Regions from separate parts of the Mus musculus genome. Here all the other regions are linked to region 2. Evidence: chromatin loops called from intact Hi-C (ENCODE). Cell type or tissue: left cerebral cortex. All regions are shown on one strand.

The links. Hi-C counts contacts between places; a loop is a spot of excess contacts. Peaks named below come from ENCODE experiments on the same cell type or tissue, not always from the same donor. Only the 100,000 strongest peaks of a DNase experiment are listed, where the experiment ranks them.
Region 1: a loop joins it to region 2, with 2.9 times the contacts of the local background. A loop is called at or near these places in 3 of 42 quality-filtered maps.
Region 3: a loop joins it to region 2, with 2.3 times the contacts of the local background. A loop is called at or near these places in 2 of 42 quality-filtered maps.

Annotation. Positions count from the first base shown.
Region 1 is chr1:22,660,367-22,662,866 of GRCm38, reverse strand. The region is part of intron 2 of Rims1 (regulating synaptic membrane exocytosis 1); the gene reads left to right. Among named protein-coding and RNA genes, the nearest start is that of Rims1, 140 kb to the left of the region's middle. In left cerebral cortex, no CTCF peak of the experiment used is centred here; DNase peaks (open chromatin) are centred at 569, 811 and 1,136; H3K27ac peaks cover 1,663 bases.
Region 2 is chr1:22,799,279-22,801,778 of GRCm38, reverse strand. The region is part of intron 1 of Rims1 (regulating synaptic membrane exocytosis 1); the gene reads left to right. Among named protein-coding and RNA genes, the nearest start is that of Rims1, 5.6 kb to the left of the region's middle. In left cerebral cortex, no CTCF peak of the experiment used is centred here; DNase peaks (open chromatin) are centred at 978 and 1,380.
Region 3 is chr1:23,256,245-23,258,744 of GRCm38, reverse strand. No RefSeq gene overlaps it. Among named protein-coding and RNA genes, the nearest start is that of Mir30a, 15 kb to the left of the region's middle. In left cerebral cortex, a CTCF peak has its summit at 1,142; DNase peaks (open chromatin) are centred at 741, 1,157 and 1,893; H3K4me3 peaks cover 2,466 bases; H3K27ac peaks cover 2,078 bases.

The sequences.
Region 1 (2,500 bases), 140 kb after region 2:
AGATCCCGGGGACTAAAATTTTATATCGTATGAAATTTATAGTATATAACATTATATGAAATGCCAGGTTTCCTGGAACTGAACAGAGTTGATAGAAACCATGTGGGTGTTGCGATTCAACCTCAGGTCCTGTAGATCAGCCACTGTGCCCAGTTACTGAGCCATCTCTCCAGCCCCCTATTTGTTGTAATTTACCAAGAGCTTGATACCATTTACATAATTGCTCTATAGTATAAATTTCAAATCATATAGCACTTACTTAAATAAGTTTGTGGATCAGTTTGAATTGAATCTGAAAATGTTACATTTTTCAGTTTTGTTAATAAGTTAAAGGAAATAATGGCCTTATTAAACCCAGAATTCACATGACCTTATTAGGTAAAACTACATCATACAGCTAGACAAGTAAAACTTAGGAGACATTATTTCTGGCTCTAACATCTGCTCCTGTTCATATTTCCACCAAAATAGATCATGGATCAAAAGCAGGGAATCTAGTTCAAACTGGTTTTGTCTGACTGCTCCATGACAGGAAAGAGGGCGTGCAAACTAAAGAACACCAATTGAGTTGGAAAAAAATGGATTCTTAACCTGATTCAGTCGTCAGCTGTCCCTGTCTAATTGTAGTAAAAAATAAAATAAATACAATGTGTGACCAAACGATTGTTAGCAACAATGCATCTGAGGATCACTGAGCTTTCTTTATCAGCCTTTAAGTCACCTGTGATAATCCCATGTGACCAGATATTACACAGCTGGTCATATATAGCAGTGAGAACAAACCTCTACATGACAGCTGGAGGCTACATTAAAAGAATTGCTAAAAGGAGAGCTATCACCTCCAATTTTCTCTCTGGCGGAAGTGTGGGAATTTTAGTTCCAACACTTCCTATATATATTTAGCAGCGTATAAATGATTAAACAATACTTCTGTCAGGCCTGTACCCTGTTCTTCACTTCAATATAGTCACCCAACAAAGAATTTTCATTTACAGCCCAGAATAGTGGTTTATATTTGAGTGTAATTTACCAGTGGTTCCAAAATAGCATGTGTTATTTTTGTAACTGGGATTAAAAATATAGAAAATGTACCTCAATATGGAAAAGTAATTATAGAATTCAGATTCTTTTGAATTGCTATAAAGTACAATCTGAGGAGGGGGCATAATTGGGCAGAGGAAAGCTGCATATGGGTAAACACAGAAGAGGAAAACACGAATCTACCACATGTTGGTTAAACTTCCAGGCAGTGCAGTGGCTACTGCCAGGCAGATTGAAAGCAACTTTATCAATGTTTTTAGCATGAACTTGTAGAGAAATCTTCTAAACCCTACAATCTATTTATTTTTTCAGTCCTTTATTTATCATTCAGATGCTGAGTTGGGGATATTTATTATGTGAGTACCCATGTGCTCTGTTAGATAAAAGGCAGAGAAAAGAAAGCCTCTGAAGCTACATTGAGAGAGGCAGGAAGAACACATCAGAAGACAGGAGGGAACTTGAATACATGAGCAACTGTTTACTGATAGAACTCAAAGTTTTGACTCTAAGGGATCAAACCAAACTGGCCATGACTGTTCAATAAAGTCTACCTCCGAAAGGTCATATTGGGACTCAGGGATGCAGACACACTGAAGGAAAAGGCATGGTGATGAAGTCTATGCTGGAGAAGGAGGGGAGATAGGAAGGAAGAGAGGAGGGAGAAAATGGAAACAGAATCTGACTGCGGTGTTTAGAGATCAAGTTATTAAGGAATAATTAGAACTAGTATGTTCTTTAGAGCTGTGACTCATGATTTAATCCCAGGAGACTTTAAGAGAAGGAACAAATGGAGATCTTCATAGACACTTGTCCTTGTCTGGCTCTGTGCTGCCTCCAGGACCATCAGTCATACAAGATGGGACCCTTTGACTTTGGACATCCAGAATCATGAGCCAAAATGAACCTTGTGTCCTTATAATTAACTCTGTGACACTGTGTTATTGGCAACAGAAAGTGAAGGAATGAAATATGCTTGGTGGACGGGGGAGTTATGTGTAAATAATTTAGACGTTTAGAAGTAATAATAATAATAATAATAATAATAATAATAATAATAATAATAATAATAATAATAAATAGTTTGGAAGCAGCAAATGATCCTGAATTAAAGAAAAACAATAGATTGACTTTGTAGGTCTTCTTGCAGTGTCCTTGACACCTCTGGCTTGCTCAGTCCTATCTCTGACTCTTCTGCAAGAGTCCCCAGACTCTGGCTGATGCTTAGCTCTAGATCTCTGCATCTGCCTCTGTCTGCTGCTCGATGAAGCCTCTCAGGAGAGTCATGCTAGGTTGCTGTCCGTAAGCACAACAGACATAGGATTGTATTAAGCAGAGTAGTGTCAGGGGTTGGCTCTCTCACATACGATAGGTCTCAAGTCAGGGCACTCCTTAGTGGACTCTTCCCTGAGTCTTTGCTCCATCTTTATTCTTACACATCTTGTAGGAAAGACAAATTTTA
Region 2 (2,500 bases):
CTGAGGGTTTCAGGGATACTCTACATTGAGTCACATCCATGGCTCAACAAGGCTTCAACCCAGACTTTCACAACAAATGCAGCCACTTCCCCAAGCACTACACTTTCTCTCAACCAAGAAGAAACTTCTAACATTTATCCTTTCCTTACATGAGTTTCTGGTCTCTCTTTCAACTCAATCAAGTGGTTTGACAGATTAAGCTAACAGAGAAAATCAGCTGCTGGTCGTAATGGAGCAGGGCTGAGTTCACTTCTGGTGGTGCACAGAACCTTCCTGTGGATTGAGGGGAAGGGAATGTCCTTCAATTTAAAGATAATGAAAACTGTATTAGTACAATGCAAAGACATTTGCAACTGGGCATCTTTTTATATTTGATTTCTTCCACTTCCTGTATGAACATGGGTTACAAAATTCTTAGATTTTGTAGGGTTTCTTACTCATTCCATATTCTGCCCCTCAAGATGTGACTTGGTTACAAAGACAACTTTGGGCATCTCTGCCTTTTTGCTGGGGGGTGGTACTGTGGCCTTGGTTTTCAAACATCTGTCAATATAACCTGCTTGGGGAGAAAAGATGAAGTAGAAGTCTCTATTACTTTAGTTTTCCTCTGTGTGCACACATATCATGTTGTACTTCGAAATGTGTTGAAAGGGCTTGTTTTCCAGAAGCAACAGTTTGCCAAGCAGAAAAAGAATGAACTAGGGAGACTTAAGGAGGAGGTGATTGTAATGTAGGTGTATTTCTATTGGCCCACACGTTAGGCCAGGTATGTGCTACACTATTGTTCAAGCAAGGATGGATGAGAAGAAAAGGGGGAAAGGTGGATAGTGAAGAGAGATAGTGGCTGAGATGTAAACAGGGTCTTTGAATTCAAGATGTCCTATTGGGCAGAAGAGACTGTAGGAGAGAGCACACTTGCTGCCTTTAGTCCCGCTCCACACTGGTAGTAAGTGGGCTTTGACTCAGAGAAAGCTAACCCTGTGCTGTGTAGGAATCTCACTCTCAAAAAAACCTGTCTTAACAAATGTACAGACACACTGTGGAAGTTCTCAAACATTCATGGGAGAAAATATAGAAAAGAGAAGATTTTTTAAAAAGTGAAGAAAACACAGTGGTGTCAGAAATAATGGGAAGGTACAAAGCCATTGTTTTTTTGGTTGTCCCAAAGTGATGTATTTTTAACTTGTGTGTATGCTTTCTCAATAAGACACTACCGTTTATGTATTTACATTACCATATTTGAGGTTCGCTATGCTTTGCAAATGGGTGTGATCCTTGGGCTGCTGCCAACCTGAGTAATAGAAACACAACCTCTCCTGAAGGTTATTTGTTCAACTTGTTCAACAGGAAGGCTGACTCCTGTAAATCAGTCCAAAAACCTCCTAGAAAGCTCTCGGTGTGAATTCCTAAACCACTCTATTCTCCCACGTCTATAAGAAGCATATGGATGAGCTTGTTCTGCGTGGATTATAAGTGCCATTGTGTTGAATTTCATTTACCTTAATGGTCTATGTTCTGTTTTTAAACAACTTTGAACACTGGATCTTCTGAGATCAGACTGCATGTTCTAGATCTGGTCTAGAGGGTTGGAGAAAATTTCCCTGAGGCACAAGCAACAAGAATAATAGAACCTCAGACTCCTACCTGGTGATTCCAGTCTTCGCTGTTTATTAAAGTCCATAATATAAGTGTGGTTATGGGTTTTGTGGGCTGTTTTGTTCATCTGTTGGGGATAGGAGGCTAGCATGTACTGTTTCCTTTATATCTATCCGACATTTTGCTGGATGCTTACAAATACCATGAATCATTTGCTCAGCTCTTGACATGCGCTCCATTCTGTTTGTTGATTTGTTTCCTAACATTAGTGGAGCCTTTAGAAACTTGGCCCCTTGGCCCCTTGCTCACAGCATTTGGTCTGAGAATCCAGTGACCTCCCAAGCAGCAACAGCAGTGCATATGGCTGGTAGGATCCCCTATGCTTGTCTGAGCACATGCCTCTCCTCTCTAACTTCTGTTCTCCTGGCCTACTTGGTCTTTTGCATACAAGTCTCCCTAACACGGTATCATTCTGCTACTTTCTCCTTGACTGCAAGTCTCTGTCAGCCACGTTATTCTGAATTTTCCCAGGCAGGATACTTCTACTCATAGAACTGTATGATAGTCGATTCAACAAGAAGGCCAGGCATTAAAAGTTCAGGTGTTAAAATTTGGTCAGGCAACGGAGTATGCGAGTAGAATAGAGACACCATTCTTCGTATAGCTTGTTGCACGTGTGGTTCCAACCACTTAAAAACATCCACAGTCTGAAAGGTTGACCAGTGACTTGCTCTGTATAATACTGAATGAGGTTTTGGGTTTTTAGTGTGTTTGTTTGTTTGTTTTTAATGCAGAGCTTCTCTGTGTAGCCCTGGATGCCCTATAGACGAGGCTCCAACTCTAAGACCCACCTACCTCTGCCTCCTGAATACTGTCATTAAAGGACATGTACCACCATGACCTA
Region 3 (2,500 bases), 460 kb before region 2:
TGTTAAGACCTTAGTATTCTCCTGATGCTACAAAGCAAGTCTCAACTATAGTCCACAATGGATCTTTTCCACATCCAGTGCTTGTCTAGGGCACAGACTTTGGCAAGATGCTATTTTTGATGTTTAATTTACATTTGGTATAAGATTTGAGATTTTTTTTCTCACTGAGTATTTACTTGATTTTAAAAATATTCCTTCTTACAAATAAATTGAAAGCTTTCCTGTTATTTTCTAAATGAATTTAAAAATGAGGCAGCACTCAAGTGAAATATTATAGTTATGATTACAACATTTAATTAGACATCCAATCAATGCAAACAGCCACTGATTATTTAAGAAACACACCTCTTCAATGGCTCATGTTCAAATAAAACTAGGTCATGAAGTGTATTATGTTAATTCAACGTTGTTATCATTCTCCTAGAAACACTGCCAGTTGTCTTTGTCTTTAAATATGCATTCCTATTTTAAGCCATAAACTTTCAGGCTAGATACAAGAATTTTTCTGTAAATTTTTTCTTTGCTATCTCTCCCTTCTTTCCAGAAAAGCATGGTAATAATTCTTTTTAAGAATGGGTGGAGTGGACTTTTTATTATTTTTATCTGGGCACTGGATATTTTTTGTGAGCAAATATATGCTGAATATCTAACTTACAAACTTGCATTGTTTATAAGCTTCTAAGCTCCATGGTGGGGAGAAAATAGCCAGCGGAGCACCTGCTATAAAAGCGGCACTCTCACAAAGTGAGAAAACTGTGGTACTTGAACATGTACATACAGAGCCAATACATTCTTTATACATTGCCATAACATATATATGCAGTATTTACATGAGTTCTGTTCATAGCAAGGTTTGGTTTTACTTTGATGGAAAAATGTAGGTTATCTGATAACCAAAAGTTAAGATTTCATTATTTTACATATCTCAAATGATAATAGTTCAACGACAGTGTCAGAACAAACTTTGTAATTATTCTTTGAAATTATACACAGCACTAACACATCTCAACAAAGATGATTATGTAAGTGAGCTGACTTGGCGTCAGTGATATGAACACGGTGGCTATTTTCAATCCTTCATTAAAATTAGATCAAGATGTACTAGCATTGCTACCGTGCCTGCCCGCAAGGGAGACTTAACATTACTTTTAAGATTTACTTGGATTACAAATAAAGTTTTCTTCTCCTTCTCTTGTCACCGGAGACCCCTCCCCACCAACACCTCACCCTTCAACAAAACTTTTCAGTAGAAACCAGTGATACAGAAACCAACGCCATAAACACAAACGCCTGCCCTGGTTTATGCTCTCCTTTGCATAATAAATACTTCACGCTTCTCCAAAATGCCTGGAGAAGGGCTTGCTGGGGGCACCTGCCACTTCACCCTCAGGATTGGTTCTGTCCTGGCCCTAGGACTTCAAGGACTTCGAACAGGGTATCTAGACCAGTCTTAAGAATTGCAAATAAAGTAATGGATACCTTATTTTGCACTCTGGAAGGATCGGTGTGTTTAAGCCACCCGACTTAAAAGTTACTTCTGAGAAAGGCTGAAGGGTGAGTCCCGGGTGCATATAAATATATCCCGGCCTACCATTTCACAACTCCCGCACCACAACGAGGCTTGGAGAAAAAAGAAAAGAAAAGAAAAAAAAAAATCTCCATCGGAGACACATTTCAAAGCTACAAGACTCGAGCGGCTGTCGCCTCCGAGATCACCCACGAGGTGATCTAAGCGGTTAAATCATTGGTCCAAGGTCAAGCAGAGCCAGTCGCAAGCAGCGCAGCTCTGCGACCTTCTAACCTCTCCACCCCGCCCCCGCCAGGCCCCGGACAGCCTTCGCCCCCGAGAGGTTCCCACGGATACCGTCCCCGCGTCAGCGGCACGCCAGCGCCTCTCGCCCGACCGCACTTGTATTTGTTCTCCCCGCCCGCTCCAAAAAAAAGTATTAAAGGCTCTCCTCACGCCTCGGGCCGCGCAGGCGCTCGAGCTCGCGGGCCCCGTCCCGAAGCCGGCTCCCCAAAGCCGCGGCCCGGCTCGGCCCAGCCTGAGGAGAAGCCTCAAACTTTTCCCGGCTCGCACGTCGCGGAGTCCGGCCCGCCGCATTGTCTCCGCGGCCTGAGCGCTGCGGGCCCGGGCGAGCCTCCCCGCACCGCCGCCGCGCTCTTTGTGTGTGTGTGTGTATGTGTGTGTGTGTGTGTGTGTGTGTGTGTGTGCGCGCGCGTGTGTGAATGTGTGTGTCTGTGTGTGCGTGTGTGTGGTGGCCGCGGCTGACAGGACAGTGGAGGGCTGGGCGCGCCCGCAGCTCCGTCCCCGCCCGCCAAGGACTGCGGCGAGCTCTTCTTGCCCGGGGCGCTCGCGGGGCACGAGCAGCCAGCCGCGGGCCCGCCGCCCTCACCACCCGCGCCGCCCGCCGCGCTCCCTACCTCCGCAGCCCGCCGCGCAGCCCCGCTCCCGCGCCTCAGCCCGGCTCAGCGGCCCGGCGCGCTCGCTCAAGAACCC